2 separate regions of the Homo sapiens genome follow, and region 1 is linked to region 2. The links are chromatin contacts, found by Hi-C in ENCODE. All regions are on one chromosome and are shown on one strand. The core of a region is the stretch at or near the end of the contact, and the rest is flanking DNA. Distances in the headings are between cores, read along the strand shown. Region 1 holds the start of TMEM233 (transmembrane protein 233). Region 2 holds the start of HSPB8-AS1 (HSPB8 antisense RNA 1).

The links. Hi-C counts contacts between places; a loop is a spot of excess contacts on that map. Pooled maps may share reads with other maps.
Region 1: a loop to region 2 is called in a map of psoas muscle, with 2.7 times the contacts of the local background. The contact joins the promoter of TMEM233 here to the promoter of HSPB8-AS1 in region 2. A Hi-C loop is called at or near these places in 1 of 168 maps with a recorded cell type or tissue (psoas muscle) and 2 of 50 pooled maps.

What each region holds. Positions count from the first base shown.
Region 1 is chr12:119,591,909-119,597,763 of GRCh38, reverse strand. It overlaps TMEM233 (transmembrane protein 233), which reads right to left and starts at 3,990. Exons shown (of 3, transcript NM_001136534.3): 1 at 3,730-3,990. The coding sequence starts at 3,915. All of the region lies in intron 1 of PRKAB1-AS1 (PRKAB1, TMEM233 and CCDC60 antisense RNA 1), which reads left to right. RefSeq lists an enhancer at 3,429-4,002.
Region 2 is chr12:119,180,403-119,185,538 of GRCh38, reverse strand. It overlaps HSPB8-AS1 (HSPB8 antisense RNA 1), which reads left to right and starts at 1,444. Exons shown (of 3, transcript XR_007063482.1): 1 at 1,444-1,612; 2 at 2,518-2,665; 3 at 3,337-4,372. The region is part of intron 1 of HSPB8 (heat shock protein family B (small) member 8); the gene reads right to left.

The DNA of each region.
Region 1 (5,855 bases), core at 2,741-5,240, 410 kb before region 2:
TGCTTGACCCATCAACATCCAATACCACATGACATGTTGGACTAGAGCTTGTCTGTAGTGTGCCACCTCCTAACCCCCAGGACCCCAGGACTCCCCTGGTTCTACATGGGGTGGTAGAAAGAACACAGAAATCCACCACTCGAAGAACACTCTTCTTGAATGTGTATTTTTCCAAAGTAGTTTTCTTTGCCAGCACCTACTCTAATTTGGTGATTTTATAGAAAGCTTCTCAGGCTTGGTGTAATAAATATTTAAGCATTGATTGTTTTGAGATTGTTGGCTCTTTTTTTTTTTACCATTCTGGAAACTAATTATTTTGAGCCTTGTCAGTATGTTCCACACATCCATGTTTATATCAATTTGCATCATCCTACAGTGCTTCTTCATTGGGATGGTCTTGGTATTGGGAATGTGCCCATTCTTCACTGGGGGACAGCCCCTAGCATGGCAGACATTAGTACTTCGGCTTTTTCCACCAAATGCCAGTAACACCCCAAATCATTGAGGGCACCACAAATCATAAATTACAGAGAAGTGAGAGTTGAAAATTGCCAGGACTGAACATCACAAGAGACCCTAGGGGAAGCAAACGCCTGGCAGAATTGGTCTCCCACCTTTCTACTGCACATCCTTCCTCTTCCTCTTTGTCCTTTGTCCTTTGGAGTCCTTGTGATGAAACTGATCAAGTCCAGAGCTGCACTATATATCAATGGGAAAAGACTTCCAGTGCAACAGGAAGGGTGTAGGACACACTGTTTAGAATTTCTGTTTGTTTTTATATGTAACATGATATCTCCAGGTTCCAAATCTATACATCTGTCTGACAATTATTGCATGTACCTAGCATAGTGCTAAGAACTAGAATGCTTTGTTTTGTTTCATCCTTACAACAGTTTTGCTCAACTTAAAACAGCTTTCACATTCCCATTTTATAGATGAAGAAACCAAGGCTTTAAAAAGGTACAAAACTTGGCCGGGCGCAGTGGCTCACCCATGTAATCCCAGCACTCTGGGAGGCTGAGGCGGGCAGATCACTTGAGGTCAGGAGTTTGAGATCAGCCTGGGCAACATGGTCAAACCCTGTCTCTACTAAAAATACAAAAATTAGTCGGGCGTGGTGGCCGGCGTCTGTAGTCCCAGCTGGTTGGGGTGGCTGGGGTGGAAGGATCGCTTGAACCCGGGAGGTGGAGGTTGCAGTGAGCCGAGATTGTGCCACTGCACTCCAGCCTGGGTGACAGAGCAAGACTCCGTCTCAAAAAAAAAAAAAAAAAAAAAAGATACAAACTTGTCCATAGTAAACTGTCTCCAGTGGGGGAGGGAATGGGGAAGAGGGGATTAGAAAAGGAAGTTTCAATTCAAAGCATGTGCAAACCTCATCTCCCAGGGCATACCAAGCAGCATCATTAATATCTGACCTGTCACTACCATCTGGAGTGCCAGCTCATTTCAGACCAATGAGGGAAAAAGCCTTTGCAGGCAGTTTTCTAAGTGGCACTGGGAAAGGAGTGAATTGGCTGCTTCATTAATAAAGCAGGATAGAATGTGGGCACCAGTGCCAGCCAGACAGTCTGCTGCTGCCTGGAGAATTTGGCTGCAGCATTGTTTCCAGACTCTCGGCAAAAAAAGTCAAGACCGGATATATGGGGAGAGGAAGGAAGGGAGGAAATTGGCTGGTTGGTCGGAAGGAACCGGATGCGACGGCTTCCGGGCCTCCAGGATGGGAAAAAAAGGTTAATGATTCATCCACACCATTCATTCATGCATGCATTCATTTCATGATACTTATTAAGCATCTACCACGTGCCACATTTTCTTCTAGATGCTGAAGATACAGGAACCAACAAATATTCCTGCCCTTATGGAGCTTATATTCTAATGAGAGGGACACAGACTGTAAACATACAAATAATTAAAATACTATATCAGATGGAGAGAAGTAATTTGGTCAAAAGGTAGCAGGGAAGGAAGAACAGAGCTTGCGCGGGGTGGGTGGATGGGGGTCCTGATTTTAAACAGTAATCACAGAAGGCCTCATGAAGTGACATTTGAGTAAAGATTTTGTAAAGATACCGTGCTGGTCACTGTTCTAAGCACTTTACAATTATTTATGTCATGAATGCTCCCAACAACCCCAAGAAACATGGCTATGATTATTCTGGTTTTACAAAGAGACTGAGGTTCAGAGATGCAGTGACTTCAGAGATCACACAGCTAGAAAGTGGGAGAATTGGGATTTGAATACAGACTTGTCTGAACTTCAGCGGCTGCACGCTTTCATATCGGTGCAGACGCTGTCCACAAACCGGGTTTGGGAAAGGGCAAGTTACGGGTGCAAATGGAGCCTTGCAGGTGCCCACGAATCGAATATGGTGCCACCACCCGTGGGCAAGTGTGGGCGGACTTGATGGGGGACGGGTGGCTAGCGATTTTCACAGCGCTGAATCAGGGCTCTGCGTCTGTGGCCGGGGAGTTCCGTGGCCCAGCTGCAGGCGAGGTGAGCCGGTGGGGGAGGGAGCGCAACTGCAAGGGTTGTCCCGGGACAGTGCCGGTACGAACCTCACCCCGCCGCCACCCCCGGGCCAGCTGCTGCAGTCAATAAGGCGAGGGCCTAGCAGGCGCTCGTCGCCCTCCTGGTGGGGTTCGCTCGGGTGTTCCTACCAGGGTTGAAGAGGGCTAGGGAGCTGAGCTCCGGAAGGGCGGACTAGAGGCCCCAGCGGCCACTCCTAGAGAGGCGGGCAGCTCGGGAGGTCTGAGCGCAGAGGGCGGGCGGAGCCGCACGTTGCGTGGAATCCCCTAGTTCATTCCCGGGAGAGCCCCGGGCGCAGGACAGAGCGGTGGAGGGGCGCCTGGGAGCTCTGGGGGACACCAAGAGAAGAGAGGTTAGGGCCAGTGCGCAGCAAACGGGGAGGAACTACGACGCGCTGGGTAGAAAGAGTAAGAGAGGCGCACCCACTTTGCTGGTGAGGGGGGCACACGGGGAGCCTAAGAAAGGCCTAAAGAGGTAGTGGGTGTGAGCCAGCCTCGGGCGCGTTAAAAAGGGGGCGCCGGAGGGAGGCAAGGAGAGGAAGTTGGGTGTAGGAAGAAGCGAGAGGAAACTGTTGCCTGGACAGAGCGTGCCGTGCCAAAGCGCGGAAACGGGATCAAGGAGGGGGCATCAGGAATCGCCTGGGGACCCCCCGGAGAGTGGCGGAAGCGGTGCCCTTGGGCGCAGCAAAGAGAGAAGGGAGCACAGGCTGAGATAGAGACAGTCCTGGGCGCTGGAGAGCAGGAGCCCCCGGAGCGGCAGGGAAAGGAACGTAGAGCCTGCATGCTCGGGGTATGAGCTTACTGCGCTCGCTAGGGTGGCGCGCACTGGGGCTCTAGAAAAGAGGGTTGAGAAGCCCCGGGCAAGTGCCTAGGAAGGTCAGAGGAGTCAGCAAAGTCCACGGAAGAACTTCCCCGGGTTGGAGAGGAAACGCACCCTGGGAGCTGGAAAGAAGAGGAAAGCTAGCCTGGGGGAAGCTTGATCAGGGCTCTGAGTACCACGAGGAGTGCAGAGGAGGTGCTGATGATTGCGGGGAGAGCTCTGAGAGCCCGAGAAAGGTGAGGAGGAGGTGCGAGGACAAAGAACACCTAGCGCGGGCCGGGCCGTGAGGAAGGGAGCCGCAGAGAGCGCGCGGACTCCCCTGCAGGGGCTCAAAGCCGCCCGGGTCTCTCCTCCCAGGCTGCCTCTGGCCGTGATTCACTCACCATGATGGAAAAGACCAAAGCCACGATGTTGATGGGGTACGCAGGGCAAAAACACGAGACGATGGTGAGCCACAGGTAGTTCTTGGGCATGGGCACGTCCTCCTCGGTCTTGTCATCTTCAGTGTTGGCCTCGGGACTGCTGTCCAAAGCCCTCTTGAAGTCCGGGCTAGGGGCGTACTGAGACATGGGCGAGGCCGGCGGCGCCGGGAGGGCGGAGGAGCGCACGGTCTGTGTGGTCTGGGGCTCTGGCCGCCGGCTTGTGGCGAGGCTCTGAAAAGCCAGCGGCTCGGGGCTCAAGGGAGACGTGACCTCACCCCTTCTGCGTCCTCTGCCAGCACCCGCCCGGGCTCAGGGACCCTGGCCAAGAGCCTCCCCACAAGGAGGAAGGGAGGGAGAAAAGGAGTGAGGGGAGGCGGGGAGGACAGCGGGAGCGTCAGCCTGAGGAACAGGGAACAGGCAGATGAAGGCACCCCACTCCCTGAGATCGTCGGAGGGACGCACAGACTCACACTGAGAAGTCTGGAATAAAAGGAGGCTCAGGGAAGGAGGACGCAAAGGCCCATTAAGTTCCAAATTGGCCAGCCCGTGGGCTGAAGATGACCAGCTCATTTTTAAAAGCCACTTAATTCTAATACATTTAGATGGGACAGGACCAACCCTATCCAGTTGGCAACAGACTCACTACTTCCTCTTGACTTCAACGTTTTACCTTAACTGTCTGGTGCCTGGGCATTTGATTTGTCTCCTGTGCCTCAGACCTTGAACACTGAGCCCCAGGAATTTCTCCTCCCCCCGACCCCCTCCCCCAGGTGGGGTGGGAACCAGGTGCCCAGCTTTGGCCTCAAAGCTTTCCACATTCTACTTGGGGCTCAAGAGACTGGAGTCCAGTATAGTCAGTCAGTGGGCACTGCCCGGTCCATGCCCGTCCAGGTGCCCTCCCCAGTGTGGAAACAAGGAATTCTTCTTTCCACTTTTCCACCTGCAGGACCCCTGGGGAGAAATGCAGGTAGATCAGGCTGGCCTAGGCAACCTAGATGGATGAGTGGGCTGGGAAGAAGAACAAGGTATCCACTTTGGGGACTAGTGTGAGAAAAGCAATTGTATCAGTGTCTAAGCTATTCATGAGAGGGCCGTATGGACCAGAACTGAAGCTTGAATCCAGACAGAACTAGGAAATTGTCACTTCAGGAAAGCCCCTTCATCTTGCTAAGCCCCTATTTCTCCATCTGAAAAAGGGGAAATAATAGTCCCTGCCTCATAAAGTCGTAGTGACTCTTCTATGAGATGGTACATTATCCAGGTCAATCCATGTGCTCAATAAATATTAGCTATTATTAGCATACTATTTCTCCTTATATTCTGAAACATATAGTGCATTATACAGTATCCTAAACTTGATATCCCTTGCTAATATTTCACCAAAAATCCAGGTATTCTGAGCTGCAGGACCACAAAGAAATGAAAATAATTTGATCATGCAGTGTCAAAAGCAATTGCTCACATCATCATACTTGAAACTATTAATCATCTTCTTGGCTTTCTCAGAATATAAGCTGATTGCCTGGGAGATTCTCACTTATCTCATGAGCCATACTTATTTTGTTATCTGCCTCCCTCATTGGACTGCACACTCCCCGAGAGAAGGGGTCATCTGGCTCATCTTTGTGTCAGCATCTGGCACAGTTCCTGGTACAAGGGAGGTGCTTAGTATAGCTTGCTGGGTGAACACACAAAGATGAAATAGTACATTCTCCGCCATGCCTTCTTTCTCATTTTGATGGATTAATAAAATGGGAGTAACTAAAAGATTAGATTCATCTACTGAATTCTCAACCAAGTCTTTGCATTGGCTGTTCCCTCTGCCTCGGCTGTTTTTCCCTGGCTGTCACATGGCTCCTCCTTCTTTTTTTTTTTACTTTGAGTTGGAGTCTCACTCTGTCACCCAGGCTGGAGTGCAGTGGTGTGATCTCGGCTCACTGCAACCTCCACCTCCTGGGTTCAAGCAATTCTCTGCCTCAGCCTCCCGAGTAGCTGGGATTACAGGTGTCTGCCACCACGCCCAGCTAATTTTTGTATTTTTAGTAGACACAGGGTTTCACCATCTTGGCCAGGCTGGTCTTGAACTC
Region 2 (5,136 bases), core at 195-2,694:
AACACGGTGAAACTCCGTCTCTACTAAAAATACAAAAATTAGCTGGACATGGTGGCACGTGCCTATAGTCCCAGCTACTTGGGAGGCTGAGGCAGGAGAATTGCTTGAACCCGGGAGGCAGAGGTTGCAGTGAGGCGAGATCGCGCCACTGCGCTCCAGCCCAGCAAAAGGGTGAGACTCTGTCTCAAAATAATAATAATAATTACTATTATTATTATTATCCAGGTGTGATGGTGTGTGCCTGTAGTCCTAGCTATTTGGGAGGCTGAGGTGGGAAGATTGCTTGAGCCCAGGAGTTTGAGGTTACAGTAAGCTATAATGCACCACTGCACTCCAGCCTGGGCAACAGAGTGAGATCTGGTCTCTAAATTTAAAAAAAACAACAATAACAAAAGAAAAAATTAAAAAAAAAAGCCATCAAAACTACTTATAATCCTGTCACCCCACGGAAGCTATTAATAATATCTTTTATATGTTCCGACTTTTCTATGTTTCTCAGAAATGTGTAAATGTTACATAGTATCCATGTATATCAGTATTCTATCAAATGGGATAGTTCTCTGCATTATGTTTGGAACTTATTTTTCTCTCTTGCTAACACATTATAATTACTTTTCCATATTACCAAATATTCTTTGACAACATAATTTTTAATGGCTGCAGTGTTCTATTGAGGAATACATAAGAGCTAATTTAACCAATCCCCTACTTTGGGGTGCTGAAGAGTTTCCAACGTTGGCGAGAACTTCGTGGCCCTGAACATTCTTGTAGCTAGAACCTCACACCAGGCCGCCCTATGACTTCTTTAGGATTAACTGAGGACTAATGCAACTTCCAGAATTTCTAAGGCTTAATCTATGTTCCTAAATTGCTCTCAGCAAAAGAAATTCATTTTAAACTGGAGTGTCTGGCTAACCAGAACATGCTATCCTGTGAATGTGTGGCCGCTTAAAGAGTCTACCTTGTGCTGCCAACTCCATGACCACCAACTGCCTGGCTCTAGCACAGGCCTGTGCCCAGAAGAGCACTGTCTGTTCTTTGGTACCCTCCCCACAGCCAGGGCGCCGGGAGACCTGCTTCCCCTGGGGACAGGCCAGTGCCTCTGACTCAGCCCTTTTGCATCCTAGAATCCTCCTGCATGCTGGTGTCCTGGGAATAAAAACTGATAATATAAATAATAATAGCAAGTAATATAGCGCTTCCTTGGTGTCAGCCACTGTTCTAAGCACCTTATCTGTATCAACTCCTTTAATTTTTGCAACAACCTTAAATAATAATAGTAAAATAATAATATAAGCAGGCATTTTCATTATTGTCATTTTGTAGATAGGAAACCCGAAGTTCAGAGAGGTTAAGTGCTGTATCCAAGGTCACACAGCTTGGAAGTGACTGGTGCAAAGATTCAAAAGCAGGCAGACAGGTTCTGGAATATTGGGTGTTGGACTTAAGTCTCTACTCTGACATTTCCTGGCACATCTCTAAGTTTCTCTGAGCCTCAGTTTATTCTTCTCTGAAATGGGAATGACGACACCTATCTTACCGGGTTACCGTAGGAAGCAAATGAAAGCGAGTCACAGAATGGCTTTGGAAGTTGTAAAAGTACCATGTGAAGGTAAACACTTGTGGTTTATTTTGATGTTTGGGGAAAAGACTGCTCCTCAGAAACTAGGTGCCTCTGTCTGCTCTGAAAATAGGGTATTGGGGTGAGGGAAGGGAGGATCTCTGAGCAGGGAAAGCTCCAAGATTTCCAAAAGAGGGGCCTGGAGGTGGGGTTAACCTCATTTAAAGAGAGTGTTGCTAGGAGGATCATCTTGAAACTCAATTTGCTTATCATTTGCCTACTTAGATTGGGGCAGCTTAAGGATTATGAGTGATTTTTAATTTCTTATTTTGCTTTCCTAACTACATATTTTATCATGAAGACATTTTATTTTTGTAAACTGAAAAAAGTAATTATTATGATTTTTAGAAATACATCCAGAGGCTAGGAGAAGTCAGAAACCCCTTGCAGACATGCTTTTTTCAACATGCCTCAGAGAAATGTAGGTGGAACACTATTGGCCCAGCTAAAGAAAGAAAGTGCTGTTTCCAGGGAAGGCAGAGTCCCTGGGACTAAGGAGAAGGGGTGGAAATAAGGCCTTGGGGCTTTCCAGTCTCTATCTTAGCCAGGGTCTGGCCCAGTGGCCCATGAAGGGAACATTTCTTGGCTGGTGGTTGCAGGATGGGGGTAGGGGAATCTGAGGCTTGCTGGAAATTGTCTAGTCCAGCATTTTCCAAACACTTCCTTGAATGAGACACTCATACGTGGTCAGATAAGATAGGGCTGCCTCTTAGAGATTCATAAACTACATTAGTGACTTAAAGGCTCTGATAAGTCCTGCAGTGAGAAGACCTGTTTATAATTTTGTTTTTACTGGCACCATACAAGACCTTGAACTCTCCTGCTCCTGTTTCTAGATGCCTAGTAACAGCTTGAAGTACATTGGTAAATTCTGATCTTGTCTACCTCTTCATAAGACCAACAGTAAAACTGAGGCTCCAGAGGCTGTGGGATTTGCTCAGGGCCACACCGCCAGAAGTAGATCCAGCCATCCTGACTCAGAACCAGCCAGAGAGGCCTGACATTGAATGTCAGACACTGCCAGGGAGAAGTGGGTAATCTCAGGTGAGTTACTTTCTCTGGGCCTCGGCTTCCTTATCTGTATAATGGGGTTAACAAACCTACCCACACTTCCTAGGAGGTCCTTGTGAGGAACCACTGAGCCACCACATGTAGGCCTTTAGCACGTGCTTGTGGAGGAACGGATTTGTCATTTTGTGGTATAGGGTGGGAAACTGGATCTGACTTCCAACTTCCCTTGAAAATTGCTTTTTATTTATTTTTATTTTTTATTTTTTTTGAGACAGAATTTCTTTCTTGTTGCCCAGGCTGGAATGCAGTGGCACGGTCTCAGCTCACTGCAACCTCCACCTCCCAGGTTCAAGCGATTCTCCTGCCTCAGACTCCTGAGTAGCTGGGATTACAGGCGCTCACCACCACACCCGGCTAATTTTTGTATTTTTAGTAGAACGGGGTTTCGCCATGTTGACCAGACTGGTCTCAGACTCCTGACCTTAAGCGATCCTCCCGCCTTGGCCTCCCAAAATGCTGGGATTACAGGCATGAGCCACCGCACCCGGCCCGAAAGTTGCTTCTTAAATAGAGCTCCTGATATCAATTTTATTTTTAAACCCCTTTTATGAAAGCCCTTGTATGGACTCTCAGGGAATTTGGATTTTGTCTAGCCGATGTCACTAATTGCATGTCTGAAAAGCTTTGTCTTTGTCTTATTTAAGCTCCCAATGACCCCATTTTACAGACGTGGAAATTGAGACTGCATGACTCACCCAAAGCCTCTGGATTAGTAAGATACTTAGCTGAGATCTCAACATGGAGCTGCCAGACCCCACCTGTTATGAAGCACCTACAAAAGAGGATGGTGAAAAACCCTCCAGGCTGGACAGAGGGTCTCCTAGAGGGACCACAGGGTGGAGTCGACCCTTGGACTTGGGCTAGAAGCATCTAAGACCCTAATTAAAACAAGGACAGAAGGAATGGTGATAATCGGTCTGTTTACAGAGTGCCAGGCAAGCACTATTATTAGCTCCATTTTATAGACACTCCGCATATATTATCATAGATAGTCTGCATATGTTTAATCTTTCCTACACCCTTACAGGACAGATATTATTATGGTCTCCATTCTGCAAATAGGAGAAATGAGGCTCAGAGGGATGAAGACTTTCTCGTCCACATCCGCCATGCTAGTGAACAGCAGTGCTGGGATCTGAACCCAGGTTTCAAAGAGCATCTATTATTCATTATTTATTGGGGCCTTCCTGGATGCCTGACACTATAACAATAACGACGACAATAATAATACTAATTCCTTGTGTTCCAGGTCATAGAATGTGAAAGGAAAATAAATCTTGGGGCCCCCAAATCACTAAGCTAAAGGGAAAAGTCAAGCTGGGAACTGTTTAGGGCCAACCTACCCCCCATTCTATTCAAAGGCAGCCCTCTGCTCACTGACATAGATGCATTATCTGTTTGTCTCCTTTGGAAAGGCTAATCAGAAACTCAAAAGAATGCGACCATTTGTCTCTCACCTACCTGTGACCTGGAAAACCCCTCCCTGCTTCAAGTTGTCCTGCATTTCTAGATCGAACCAATGTACTTCTTACATATATTGATTGATGTCTCATGTCTCTCTAAAATGTATAAAATTAAGCTGTGCCCAGACCACCTTGGGCATGTGACAGGAGGACTTCCTGAGGCTGTGTCATGGGAGTGTCCTCAACCTCGGCAAAATAAACTTCCTAAATGAACTGAGATCTGTCTCAGATTTTCTGGGTTCACAGGTATGTACACATTTTACAGCATCACCTCACTTAAAACAACAATCCTTATGGTATAACCATTTGAACCCTAATTTCCAGATGAGGAAACAAAACAGAAGCACAAAGTGAAGTAATTTGCACATCCTGCTGGTTAAAGTTGGAGCCAGTTTCGGAACTCATGCCCTGCTCCCCAGCCAACTCAGAAATCTGGCTGACCCTGTCATCAGCACGTGGCCCCAGCGTGTCTCCCAGCCCACCACACCCGCTGGAGCCTCTGATGTTTATAATTCTACCAGGACTGGCTTGAAACTCCCCCTGAATGCTGCTGGGGCTTGTTCCTGCCCAGCCTGTGTTTGCAATGGCTTTGACTGATTTTCTGGAAGGCAAGCCTCTGCCGGGAACACATTCTTTTTAATGGAGTGTTAATCAGGAGGGAAGGAAAAGAAAGATTTTTCTACTGCCCAGCTTCACAGGGGCTGAGCTTCCTGTCTTCTCTCATTTTTCCCCCTAGTATGTTTATTTCTCCCAGGGTGGGATGCGGCAGTGAGAGCCCTGGGCCTAAAGCTGTGCATAGGCCCAGTCCCTACTCCACTCCTATTGCTGACTCATGGCATGACTGTGAACGAGTCCCACCTAGGCCTCAGCCTCCTCAGCTGCAAGATGGGCCTACCCTGCTACCCTGGAGTGGACTGAGGATGATTTTGGAGAAGTATAAGAATGTCAGCCCACCCTTGGCACCTAGTAGGTGCTCAGTAA